Linked DNA regions of Homo sapiens: region 2 is linked to region 1. Evidence: chromatin contacts called from ENCODE Hi-C data. All regions are on one chromosome and are shown on one strand. The core of a region is the stretch at or near the end of the contact, and the rest is flanking DNA. Distances in the headings are between cores, read along the strand shown.

Evidence for each region. A loop is a pair of places that touch in the nucleus more often than their neighbours do. Pooled maps may share reads with other maps.
Region 2: a loop to region 1 is called in a map of ovary, with 5 times the contacts of the local background. The contact joins two enhancer-like sites. A Hi-C loop is called at or near these places in 2 of 168 maps with a recorded cell type or tissue (cardiac septum and ovary) and 6 of 50 pooled maps.

Annotation. Positions count from the first base shown.
Region 1 is chr9:2,422,897-2,429,173 of GRCh38, reverse strand. LOC101930053 (a long non-coding RNA gene) reads left to right here. Exons shown (of 6, transcript XR_001746603.2): 4 at 3,634-3,777; 5 at 4,664-4,902. The region is part of intron 2 of LOC105375956 (a long non-coding RNA gene); the gene reads right to left. Among named protein-coding and RNA genes, the nearest start is that of VLDLR, 200 kb to the left of the region's middle. Within about 2 kb of position 4,478, at least 2 of the 41 ENCODE cell types and tissues checked have a DNase peak (open chromatin) inside an H3K27ac peak, as active enhancers do.
Region 2 is chr9:2,721,371-2,728,369 of GRCh38, reverse strand. The region is part of intron 1 of KCNV2 (potassium voltage-gated channel modifier subfamily V member 2); the gene reads right to left. Among named protein-coding and RNA genes, the nearest start is that of KCNV2, 7.4 kb to the right of the region's middle. RefSeq lists a silencer at 707-1,001. Within about 2 kb of position 1,651, at least 2 of the 41 ENCODE cell types and tissues checked have a DNase peak (open chromatin) inside an H3K27ac peak, as active enhancers do.

The DNA.
Region 1 (6,277 bases), core at 3,229-5,728:
TCTGCTAAGTGTTCAGGTGGTATCTACTTCTCTCCATTCTCACTGGCAGTACCTGGGTGGTCATCTTCATCTGTTGGCTGGATTATTTCAATACTCTGTAACTAGTCCTATGTTCTGTTAGTCACCCCTTTTTCCCCTCACAGATCCATTCTCCATGCTGCAGCCGGAATCATCTTCCTAACACACAAATGGGATTATGACCCACTCCTTAGGCCCTGGCTTGAACCCTTCAATTAATTCTCAGTGTGATTACAATAAAATTCAAAACTCTATGTGGCCCTGCATGATATGGCCTGTGTTTCAGCTGTCACCTCTCCAGTCCTTAGACTCTGTGTTTCAGCCACTGTGAACTTCTTTTGGCTCTCTGAGTGGGTCACACTTCTCTTGCCTCTTGTCCATCACATAAGACACTCCCACTTCCCAAATGTCCTTCCCCTTCTCTCCTCTCCATGTGCCTTCCTACCAACAGTTTGACTCCCACTCAACCTAGCTGTCACCTTTTCTGGGAAGTTTTCTCTGACATATTCAGACTGAATTAACTTCTTATTTTCTGTCTGTCCTTAGTACCCTGTTCATTTCCCTATCAAAGCACTGTCATACTCTACTGAATTTTCTGTCTGTATCTTTGGTTAGACTGATGCTTGAGGGCAGAAACACCTCAATCACCATTAAATCTGAGCACTTCATGGATATTTGGTACAGAGAAGATGTTCAGTACTTTTTTTTGCTTGTTTTTTAGCTGGGTGGATGGGTGGGACAAATACCTGTTTGATACAAGCCAAAGAAAAGGTCATACATAGGCAATAAGCAATGTTGGTTAACCATTAGTGAAAATAGAATCACATTTTTTTCATACATTTATTTATTTATTTAATCTGATCCATAAATATCTTTTAACATATGATTTTCCAAAGTTGCTGTGTTTGACTCTTTTAAAGGATTTGACTGATTTGCTTAATTATTTGTTTGTTTGTTTGTTTGTTAATATGTGAGTAGACAAGCCAGCACATCTTTCTCACTCTCTACAAGCCAGGACTGGAAGAAATCTGGTTGTTGGCTTAGGAGGGATGAACCACGCACTGGGTTAAGACCTTGGCTCTGGAGTCAGAGCGTCTGAGTTTAGTTCTGCCATGTGATTTACCAACCATGTGATCTCAGGTGATGAATTAATGTTTCTGAAGTCCTTATCAGAGTGCCTAGTACATATTAAGAATGCAACAGTGGGTAGCAATATCATCAATGTTATATTCTCCACAAAAATTAACTTTATCATTATCCTTCCTTAATATTGTTGTTAGACTGTGACTGACGCATCACGGGGGGCGGGGGTTGTACACTGTGTGCAGGAAAAGTAACCAGAAACATCAGCCCTATGAGATCATCAGGAAAGACCTAATGCTTCTCACTGGACAGACAAGAAAACCCACACTCAGCAGGGTTAGGAGACCTTCTCCAAGTCACGTAGCTAGTAAGGGCAGAGCTGAGAGTCAAACCAGAACCTCTGATTCCAAAGCCAGTTCTCTTTCCACTACACTGCACGGCCTCTGGGTGTTAGCATTTCCAGGTCCCACCTACTTCCAAATATCTAAGGTCAAATAGGACTTTGGATTCCAAATATGCACACTGGGACTGCCTGTTCCCTTCTCTCCATTCACAGGTATGTGGCATTGTGGGCCCATGGGGCATTCTGCCCAGGCTTCAGAGCTCTCGGATGTGCCTCCCTTCCCCAAGCTGTCTTCTCTGTCAAGGGCACAGAGTGGTTCCCATAGAGACCAAAGTAACCTTTCACAGAGTTGTTTCTGCGTCTCTCCCTGGGAATGGGCTGGGATTGCTATCAATCTCTTGCACTTCAGAAGTCCAGAGAAACCAAGGCTTTTGTGCTTTGTAGACACATGCCACAAAAACTGAGCACACTTACCAACTGAACAAACATCAGAGTGTGCCAAATCTCTAAAGTCCGATTCTTAGTGCAAACTGCCAAAGCAGGTAACACTTACAGTACTCAGAAGGTCATAAATCGTCTAAGCTCGATAGCACCTGAGGCCTCTTCTAGTCTGAACTATTTATTTTGCAAAGGAGGAAATATGGGCATAGAAATGGGCAGGAACAAATGTCCAGGCTTTGGTGATAGTGGTTGTGGGGTGTCTCCTGGGTCCCATTCCGTCATCCTTCTCATTACACCCATATACGTCTTCCTGGAGCCTCATCATAATTGGATACCCCTTACAGAGACCAGCTGCCTGAGACATAGACACCTGCTCAGGACGTTGGCTATCACTATGGGGAGGCATTTTGACACAGGCCATTGTTAGTGATTGGGAACACCTCCTAAAAATGAGATGGTCTGAAGGGGTCCCAGTACTTGGGGGCTGTGTGTAATAGGAGCCTTAAGAGAGGCTCCTAGACTATCTCTTGATTGCCTGTATTATATTTTGTGAGAATGTAAACCTACCTCACTATGAATTTTAGCAAAATAAAATTTAAAAGAAAACAACCAAATGAAAAGAGGTGTCATACAGAAAAGAAGTATGGACAATTCTAGCGATGTTTCAAGAATAGTGTTCATCACTGGTTCTCCAGTACACAGAGAAATGTGCTGGAGAGGTTCATTAGGATTCTTGAGTCAAGCCAAAGGCTACAATCAGGCATGTGGTTTCAGGCATCCAGTAGCAGAGGTTAGCTCTAGAGTGGGGCCGGAAATAAACATTGCCCCATGTACCTACCCTACCCTTAGCTTAGTGCCTCCCAGTAGGTGGAAGGGAAATCTTAAGGAACCAAGATGGGTTGATCAATTCCAGGAAGCTTTGATGTTTTCAAAATCCCATAGGATATTGAAGTCATAGAACTTCCCAGGGGGTTCCTGAACCAGAATTCGCTTCAATCAGACAGACAGGGAACATATCTACTGTCCTCTGTTCTCCACATTTTCTCATCTTCTGAACCTCCACTTCCAGTCCTAAATCAGAGATAGGCAACTCCCTGCAGTACGGCGATACCACATGCCAGAGGGCTAAAGGAGTTCTCTCTATTGCACAGGACCATTCACAGGCAATGGAGTGAGTCTGAGGGGGATCTGAAGGGGAAAATTGCCTTTTGAGCATACTAAATTCCATCCCATTTAAGGCAGGAGACAGTGTCTCTTTATTCTTAAGCTTCCATTATCCTCCTTGGTACCCAGTGCGTGGAAGAGACTGAATAAACATCTGACGGATGACTAGGTAAATGAATGAATGAAAGAATAAAGTGAGTGTTTGAGTTAGTTAGAAAAAGAGTGAACTATATAGGCTAGAGAATGACTGCCAAAAAAACCACAAGGGCATTGCAAAATCTCCATAATACACACATAAATGTTCATGCATTCTATGATGGAGAAAGAAGTTCATCTGTTTATATAATTCCTATCAAAACTGTATTTCCTCTTATGTTTTTTACTTTCTTGAACTCTTTAAAACAAGAAACTTTTAACTCTTTTGTTCTCTGAACATTTAAAATAACTTTTTGGTGTTATTTCTTTCGTTTTTTCTAGCCAGTGAAATATTTATCCCAATGAGCTGTTTTTCACTTAACCTTGCTTAGTGTCTTTGTCTGTAGTCACCACTTGGCCTTTTCACTACTATATGCATTAACACCCAGGTAGGAAAGAGACAAATGGAAGCAAAATAGCAAAATGGTGAAGAGGAGGGTTCTAGAGGCAGAGAGCCCTGCAGTCCTGAGTCCTGAGTCCACCGTTTAACAGAGTGACTTTGCTCAGCCTGTGGATTATAATGAAACTTGCCTGTAAGTATGATTATGAGTAGTCCTGTAAGGATAATTCATTGCATTGTGTTAATCACACAGTGAATGATCAATGAATTTTAGTTACTGGTATCATTATATTGAATTGCTATACTACTGTATTACATTAAATCATATTGTATCATATCAATCATATCATCTATTATATATCAGTAGCATATCGATCGTGGCCTTGTAAAACCAGTGTCTACGGATGTGTTGAACAAAGCCACATCCTCCACAGAGTCCTCCTCCAATCACCTCCTTAACTTTCTTCCCCAGATTGAGATCGCACCTTATTTCTCTCTTATGTAAATTCTGAAAGTAGTACCCAGTGGTCTTCAGGGAGAGAAATCTTGTTTTTTCTCTGAAACAACATTCAGCTACACCCATGGCTGGGCTCTCCTGGCCTTCCCTACATGTGTCCCCCTCCCTCTCATTCAGGAGAGGCCATTTGAGTTCAGAGTCCTGATGTGAGGCTTGCGTTTGAGGAAGGAAAACCACTTCAAATCTCATTTGTTGACCTGACTTTCACCCTTCCCCTCCAGCATTCCAAACTCCCACTCACATCAACAAGCTAGAATTTTAAACTTGGTTGGAATTGTAAAAGCTTGAGGTTATTAGAGCTCAAGGATAGGGCAGGAGCTGAGTCTGACAGCTTGTTTTACTCTCCGCACTGAGGCAATCAAGGCCAAGGCAGTGTCAGGGAAAGGCCAGGTTTTCTTGTAGCCTTGGGCTGTTGGCCTTATGCTAGGGAAGGGAGGTGGAGCTGAAGATTTGGCATCAAATTAGAAAAAATAAGGTACACTGATTCACTCAACTCTGTGCTTAACCCTGTGGCAAACACGTTGGTTAACTTCTCCTCTGCTCTTCTTTTCACCTTCTTTAGGTTATAGGATCCAGTTTTTTAGGTGGTAGCAACATGCTCAAGGAAGATGCAGCCCCTTCCTCCAGCCTGAGAGAATAAAGCATCATTGGCTTATGCCAACCATGGCAATCCCATTCCCCTTTTCTCATGATTGATTTGGGAATGGGCAAGTGACCCAGTTCTAACCAATGAGACGAAAGAAAAAGTCTATTGGTCAGCTTATCTCAGAAGATTTTTGTTTCCTGCTATAAAGAGAAACAGTAAGTTCCTTCCTGCCTGACTTAAATGCAATTGTGTGCAAACATGTTACTTGGAGCTACAGCAACGATTCTGTGACCATGAGGCAATAAGCCAAGGACAAAGGATAGAATAGTGAAAAGACAGAGTATTGGATTTTTTTTATGATATCATTGAACTGCTGGACCAATGTGGAACCATCTACTTTTAGTCTTTCATGATTTGTGAGATGATTAAACATTTCTTTTTTTTAGCCATTATTTCTTTTCTGTTACTTGCAACTGAAGACATCCTACATAATACAAACACTATCCAACTTGGATTGTAATTTATCTATTTTCAGATCTGTGTGTTCTGTCTTACTGATTTTTGTATTCTTAGCACTGAGTATAAGGCTGCTACTTAGTAAGACTTCAATAAATGACTGTTTAAAAAGGTCTTAGAGGATTTAAAAAAAATTCTGAAGTTGCTGAAATATGAAGACCAGGAACCAATTTCAGGTTCTATAAATTTCTCGCTTCCTTCACTTCTGGAGTAGTCTTCATTTCTGTCTGATTCTACCTTTACTAAAATGAATGAATGATTGAGAAATACGAAAAATGGCTGGTATAGTGGCTACTGCTGAGAAGTATCTCTTGGAAATTCCCGGAAATTCCATCAGTCACATTCAGACCTAACTCTCTGATGATCAATGTTTCTGAACTCAAACCAGTGTACATAAGCAGTGGACTATTTAAAGTGGTATTAGCCTAGAATATCTAGGACCCATGTTTTATGCATTCAGTAAGCGTTTGTTTAATGTCTGTTATCTACCAGGCACATTATTATGCATTGGGCATATAGAGATGACCAACCACACGGCCTCAATCCTTGAAAAGCTTACAGTAACCAAATAGGGTTAACGGCCTAAAGAGAGGTAATTACAAGTCTTACACTCAGTCTTCTTAGCATAGTATGGTGCTACCTCTGAGTTAATTAAGATAACAAAATTCCTAGATATATATCTTTGATGAAACGGTTTCCATGAAAACTTTCCAAGTTTGGTCCCTCCCCGGCTGAGTTCATTTTGGAAGGTGACTTTCTGCTCTCATCACCTAAGGTCCTTAACACGTATCCTGTGTTCTCCGGAGGCACCCCTTGCCCAGAGTGTGCCCTCTGCATGGTTCCCCCAGAACACCTATTTCAAAGGAAAAGAAGTTGGATCATTCAGTGAAGATTTGGGGGGCCACTTTTCTACGTGGGAGGATTATGAGTATTACCTTCCTCCCCTATGTATTAGTAAATATAAAGAAAACATAAATTAACCCCCTTTCTGGCTGGGCACGGTGGCTCACGCCTGTCATCCCGCACTATGGGAATCCGAAGTGGGCGGATCACTTGAGGTCAGCAGTTTGAGAC
Region 2 (6,999 bases), core at 402-2,901, 300 kb before region 1:
AAGCAGAGCTGTTGGTCACAGTTGTAAACATTTTTGCGTTGCACTACTCCAGGGGGGCACTCTTTGCTTTGTGTATTTGGGTAGTTGTTGCCATAATTTTCCAGCAGACGGCAGTAAAGCATATGGTCATCTTGTTGATCCGTGCTGAGGTGGCCGTTAGCTTAGCAGTGTAAATATTTTTGTTTTGATGATGTAAGGGTTAGTTTGAACCTGGAATAGTGCAGTTGACTGATTAGAATGAAATGGAGAAGTGAGCCAGCTGCACAAAACTGAGGGCACTGATGAGAACCACAGCTCCATCCAGCCCACGAAAAAAGGAAGGGTATGCCTCCTTTTTGAGGCTGATGATGCACCTCCTGTCACTCACTGCCCTGTCTCTTGTGAGAGGTCATGCAGCCTTTTTCTGCAGAGTCAAAATACAAGCAGGCATCCAAGAGAGGTAATGTGGTGTAGATAAGCTGAAGGAAACGGACTACAGTAGACTTGTGGGTCTGAATCCACTTCCCAGCTGAATAAGTTGGGCAGATCACCTAAATTCTCTTGGCCTCAGTTTCTACTTTTGAAATGTGTGGTATCTACCTCACAGAGTTGTTATAGGAATTGAAGGAGTGCCTGGCACAGGGTGTGTAAGCAATAATATTATTATATATATATCATGTATGCAATCCCAGGGTCCCCCATGCTGAAGCTGGCCTCCACTGAGAAGAGGCAAAGACCAACATTTATTGAGTGCATTCTACACCAGCAACTCTATATACGTTATGCTTATCAGACCCTCAGGCTGTGGAAACAAGCTCCTCCCTGACTCTGCCCTCTGGCTCCAGTAGAGAATATCCTTCTCCCAACTTCTGGACCAAGGGGTGATGTGAGGCAGTGATAAAGTGAGATTGTGGGTTAATCTCAAAGTCCTCTTGGTTGCATGAGTGGGTGTGTCTTTTTTTTATTTAAGTTCTAGGGTACATGTGCACAACGTGCAGGTTAGTTACATATGTATACATGTGCCATGTTGGTGTGCTGCACCCAGTAACTTGTCATTTAACGTTAGGTATATCTCCAAATGCTACCCCTCCCCCCTCCCCCACCCCACAACAGGCCCTGGTGTGTGATGTTCCCCTTCCTGTGTCCGGGTGTGTGTTTCTTGTCATTGACCACACCAAAAGTCAAAGAACCCCAGGCTGATCTCTCTCCAGTTGTGTGAGCTGAACAATAGCTTTCATTTGTCACTAACACCATGACTCACACCTCTGGATGAAAGTTTAGTCAACCTTCCCTGGAGGAGGCCTAAAGGGAGTTTGGATTTAGGAGTGAGTGACAGGAAGGGGTAGTTTAGAACAGCGGTCCCCAACCTCTTTGGCACCAGGGACCGGTTTTGTGGACGACCATTTTTCCCATGGACGGGGTTGGGGGAGGGGATGGTTTCGGGATGAAACTGCTCCATCTCAGGTTGTCAGGTATTAGTTAGATTCTCATAAGGAGCAAGCAACCTAGATCCCTCCCATGCGCAGTTAACAATAGGGTTCCCACTCCTATGAGAATCTAACGCTGTGGTTGATCTGACAGGAGGCAGAACTTAGGCGGTAATGATTGATGGCCCTCCACTCATCTCCTGCTGTGTGGCCGGGTTCCTAACAGGCCACAGACAAGTACCACTCCACAGCCCGGGATTGGGGACCCCTGGTTTAGAACATGAGACATCCACGGAAGTCCAATGCAGAGGCCTTGGAGGAAACAAGTCACTTAAGGGTTCAGGATGGCGGGGATGGGAGAGAGTAGGAAGACACTGAGGAAGAAAATAATTAAGATAAACTGCTTATTTTCAACTTTTGATCATTCTGCACACTGGCTTTGCTTCACCCTTAAGCCAAACTTCTTTTTTTTTTGGCTGAACTTTGAGTGAAAAGTCAAAAGCAAAGAGAATTGGCTTAAAGAAGAATAAATATCTGATGTGTATAATATGATCCAAATATTTTTGTATATCTTCAATCTCTATTTTTAGAGAACAGATCTCTTCTGCTAGGAGGCTATGTGTGACTGGTCCCCAATAATTTGTTGAAAATGTACAGTTAATTTATATGTTGTCTATTTCGTGAATAATTTGACTCAACAAGTGATCTGTTTCTTGTTCCTTGGCTCCAGGAGGAACTCAGGATTCCTTGGCTTTGGGGAACTTTTTTTCCACATTCCATAGGCCAAGCCATTTCTCCCTAGATGGGAATTAAAAGCTGAAGGCCCCAGACTGACCCAAGTGACCTCACAGAATGAGTTGTCACATTAGCAGGAGTTGGGTTTGGAAATGTGACCAAAATTTCCGCAATCCATCTTAATATACTGAAGAAAACTGGCTAGCTCAGCAACTCTGCAAACTGGAAGCTTAACCATTCTGCTGTAAACGTACATACTTTCCTTAGCCTTGGGTCCCAAAGCCAGAATGTGACCTTCCCCTGGCAGTTTACTCACTAAACAACAAATCCTGGCCTGCCATATATTATGAGGATAAGCATCAAATTTTTCTCCAAAACTTGAGAATACTTGGATTTCTCATTTAACAAGACAAGTTTGTTTCCCTCATAATGAACAAGGAATGGAATCAATCTTGGCACCCAGTAGTCCATGCATTCAGGAATTTATGATCCTAGGGAATAAAACTTATTTTTCAAAATAACACTCTTTCTGTTTTCCAAAGGAATTAGAGGTGGTGAAGATGGATCTTTTTTGGATAAAATTATTATAAGCCTCAATACGTGTTGTCCTTCAAAGGATCCAGCTTCAAAGGCTGTACTTACTCATGCTATTATTGCAACAAGTATATTTGGAATTCCTCTTTTGAATTATAGTCTGCACAGTAGATTCAGTAGCAGCAAGCGGTCATATCCACCTTGATGGTTTACTCTAAGTGTCGATCTTAAACTAAAGTGTCTTAACTATTTTAAAATACTGAATGTAGCCTTAAAAAGACAAAGATTTAACAACCTAGAAACAAGTGGATGTGTCACAAACTCTGAAGGTAATTCCTCAGTGGAATTCAAAGAATGTCTTGATTAGTGGAATCACTGTTAGAATGAGGTCATGGGTGACTACCTTCAGGATAATAACAACCCTCATCTGTATATTACAGTTCTGACATGTTTGTAAGTGGTACAATAAGCGGTAGGTGTGCACAGCTAAAGCAAAGCCACAAATGTAAGTTTGAGATCTATTAATCTATCCACAGAAAGGTGCGCAATAATGATGCTGTCCACACCCTCAGCTTCCCTGCATTTCTCCGTGCCCTCAATGATGCTGTCATGTTCCACTCACATCATATTGGCTAAAATGAGGAACATACTTTAAAGACATAAAAGGAGACCACTCCAAAATTGGGAATCCATAAGATAAAAAGTAGTAACAATGCCTAAGAGCCTTTACCCCGTCTATAGCTCCTGTGCTACTTCTGAAGGAGGTAGAACTCTATTACTTTCTGTGCCAGATATTTATATGTTGTCTCTTAGTCCCAAGCCTGACACCCTTCTGTATTTTATTTTATAATTCCAGAACTGGGAGTCTGCAAACTACATTTCCCAGATTCTCTTGCCCACTGTCTTCTAGTTATGTTCTGCCTATGAGAGACTGGAAGATGGTATGAGGACATAAGGGTCTCTAATCCTGCCTCTGGTTTCTGCCTTCATTCCTCCAATTGCAGCCAATAGCTATGGTTCAGGCATTTTTTGGCATTCCTGGCATCAGCCTCATGGTGCCAATTTAGGAGTCCTTGCAACAGCTACACAGAGGCCCCTCCTGTGGACTCTTAGCTTCTGGTGGCAACACCTTTTCCCATTTATTCTCCCAATTCTAGGGCCAATAGCTACTCCCTGCAATTACCAATCTCTGGATTATCTCAGTTTTCTCTTTCTGCTTTTCCAGTCTTCTTTTTTTTCTTCTTCTAGTCTTCTAACAACTATCTATTTCCTTGTATTAAATTCCCTGTTTGAAATATTCACCTTGGTATCTATTTTCCTGACTGCAACCTAATTTATTTTTCAAATGGGTTTCCTCAAAGCAATCAATGAACAAAAATAAAATAATTTCAGTGATCTTGTAAGTGCCACCTATTGGCAAGGTAATGAAAACATACCTTAGGGAAAGAAAGATGGGAGCAAGGTCTCTGGGACAAAATGGTGCCTCAACTAGAGATAAATTTTCTTTTTGAGAAGTTAGTTTTTGAAGGAGTGAGTTCATGCCGTAGTTTCCTGTTTGGTTTCTACAGCTTTAACTTGCCCTGGAAAACTCAGAAGGAAATGGTTCATTCAAAGTCTACTTACTCTTTTCTACTTGAAAACATACCCATGCCCTCCACCCCCCAACCCCCGGCAAAAAAAAAATAAGAAAAAAAAATGTGGTCATATGTTGAGGCTAAAAAAAAAAAAAAAGTAAAAGAAAAAAACCATACCCACACAGGAGGCCAATGATTACAGCTTCATCATAGAGCCCATTGTTCTTGTTTAGCTGTGCCGTGCATTTCCTACCCCCAGGCAATCCAGAGAGCCCCAAGATGGCTGGAGCTGCTTTAGGCGTGGGCCTGTTTATCTGGACTCTCAGAAGTTCTCCCATGAGGGAACAGCTGACCTTCTCGTATGTTTTATAGGTTCTTTCTTTTCCTCAGTAGAAAAAGAATCATTTCTGTTTTATTTTCTTCCCAAATGAATGTAGAAGCAAAGGTTATTGCTTCCATGTGACAAAGACTATCAACTAGTCAGTTATGGTAGCTTCTATTTATTGCAGACTTACTATAGGCTAGCAGTTTACATATGTTTCCTATTACATTAGTGCTCACAAATAACCTCCATTTGACAGATGAAAAAGACAGGTCTATCCTACATCCTAATACATGAGCATTTGTAGACATAAGTGTCCAGGAGGGATTTGTTTTGCAGCTGCAGGAGAATTCACAGTAATGAAAACTACTGTATTTTTCTTAAATCCTTGAGTTGAATTACAGAGAAAGTTTGCAGGATCCTTGGCATAGAGAGAAGAAAGATTATTAAAAGCAAGTCAGATTTGGTGTTGTCTGAAAGTATTAAAAATACATAAAAGAATGGATAAGAGAAACTCTCTGTAATGTGGGATGCATATTTCACAAAGGATACAGCCCCAGAATGGTGAAATAAAATGCCAATTATATTTTTCTTTATCTCATCTTTAAAGTTTCAATTTGTGAGTGTATACTTTCTGATATGTGTAATATATTTGAGCAGTAATATATTACTGCAGGAGAAAGATTGCATTATTGGAACTAATTCTTTACATCTTTCTGTGTCTAAGCTGTTTGCCATATAACTTTGCAGTGCCCTCCTATGGTGGGTGGGCTAACCTGCCCTGCCCTTTGACTTGCAGCTTGGCCATGTGACTTACTCTGGCCAATGGGCTGAGCAAATGCCATGAAAAGAAACTTATGAAGTGTTTGCATGATGGGGCTTGCATTCTCTCTCTTGTTCTTTGCCACAGCCATCGACATGTGGCTGCTGGAGTCTGCCAGAGGAATGCAGACATGTGGCCTAGTCTCTCCCTTCATGCCAGTTGACCATCAGGCATGTGAATGAGTAACAAGAGCCTCATGAAAGAGAAGAACCTTCTAGCTGAAATCAGAGTATACGCTGACTTTTAAATTCATGAGCTAAATAAACGCTTGATGTTTTAAGCCATTGAATTTCAGGGTGGTTGGTGATGTATCGTTATTATGGCAATAAAGAACTTCTAATTTATTTATAAATAAATAACTTCTAATTTATTTATAAATAAATAACTTCTAATTTATAAATAAATAACTTCTAATTTATTTATAAATAACTTCTAATTTATTTATAAATAACTTTTATTTATAAATAACTTATTTATAAATAACTTCTATTTATAAATAACTTATTTATAAATAACTTCTATTTATAAATAACTTATTTATAAATAACTTCTATTTATAAATAACTTATTTATAAATAACTTCTAATTTATTTATAAATAACTTCTAATTTATTTATAAATAACTTCTAATTTATTTATAAATAACTTCTAATTTATTTATAAATAACTTCTAATTTATAAATAACTTCTAATTTGTAAATAAATAACTTCTAATTTGTAAATAAATAACTTCTAATTTATTTATAAATAAATAACTTCTAATTTATTTATAAATAAATAACTTCTATTTTATTTATAAATAACTTCTAATTTATTTATAAATAACTTCTAATTTATTTATAAATAACTTCTAATTTATTTATAAATAACTTCTAATTTATTTATAAATAACTTCTAATTTATTTATAAATAACTTCTAATTTATTTATAAATAAATAACTTCTAATTTATTTATAAATAAATACACATTTATCATGGGTATGTGCCCCAAATTTTTAAAAATAAGATGCATGATTAATAAAATGCTTAGAAACCACTAGATCAGTTACTTTTAGGAATCCTCTTCTCAGATTGTCATATCTGTTGAGTCAGGTGCATTTAGATGAGTCTCTTTTCATCTTTCAAACTTTATCTCAATGTCATCTTCTCCAAAAGGGCTTCTCTGACTATCCCACTAAAGACAGACTCTACTGCCTGAATCACTCTCAATCTTGTTATCCCACACAAGCTATGCCAATACCTGAAATTATTTATTATCTGTCTTTCTCCATTAGAATGTAAGCTCCAGAAGAGAAAAAACTTGATTGTTTTTTCTTCTCCTACCCTGTATCCCTAGTGTTAAGAATACTACTGGGCACATTGGAGGTGCTCAAAAACTTACTGTTCAATGAATGAATAAGGTGAATTTTTGTGGGTTATATGACAAATTGGTCCTAATGTTTTGTTTCTTTTCACTTTGCATCTACATACCGGAAACAAGACATTTTGTCCACATCAATTCAATGTGTTCTTTTCTCTTTGCTCTATTGAGAATATGAACCTTTAGTCTGTATTATGGAGTGTAGTTAGAAGTACAGAGAAGAACTGGATTAATAACATAGCAGT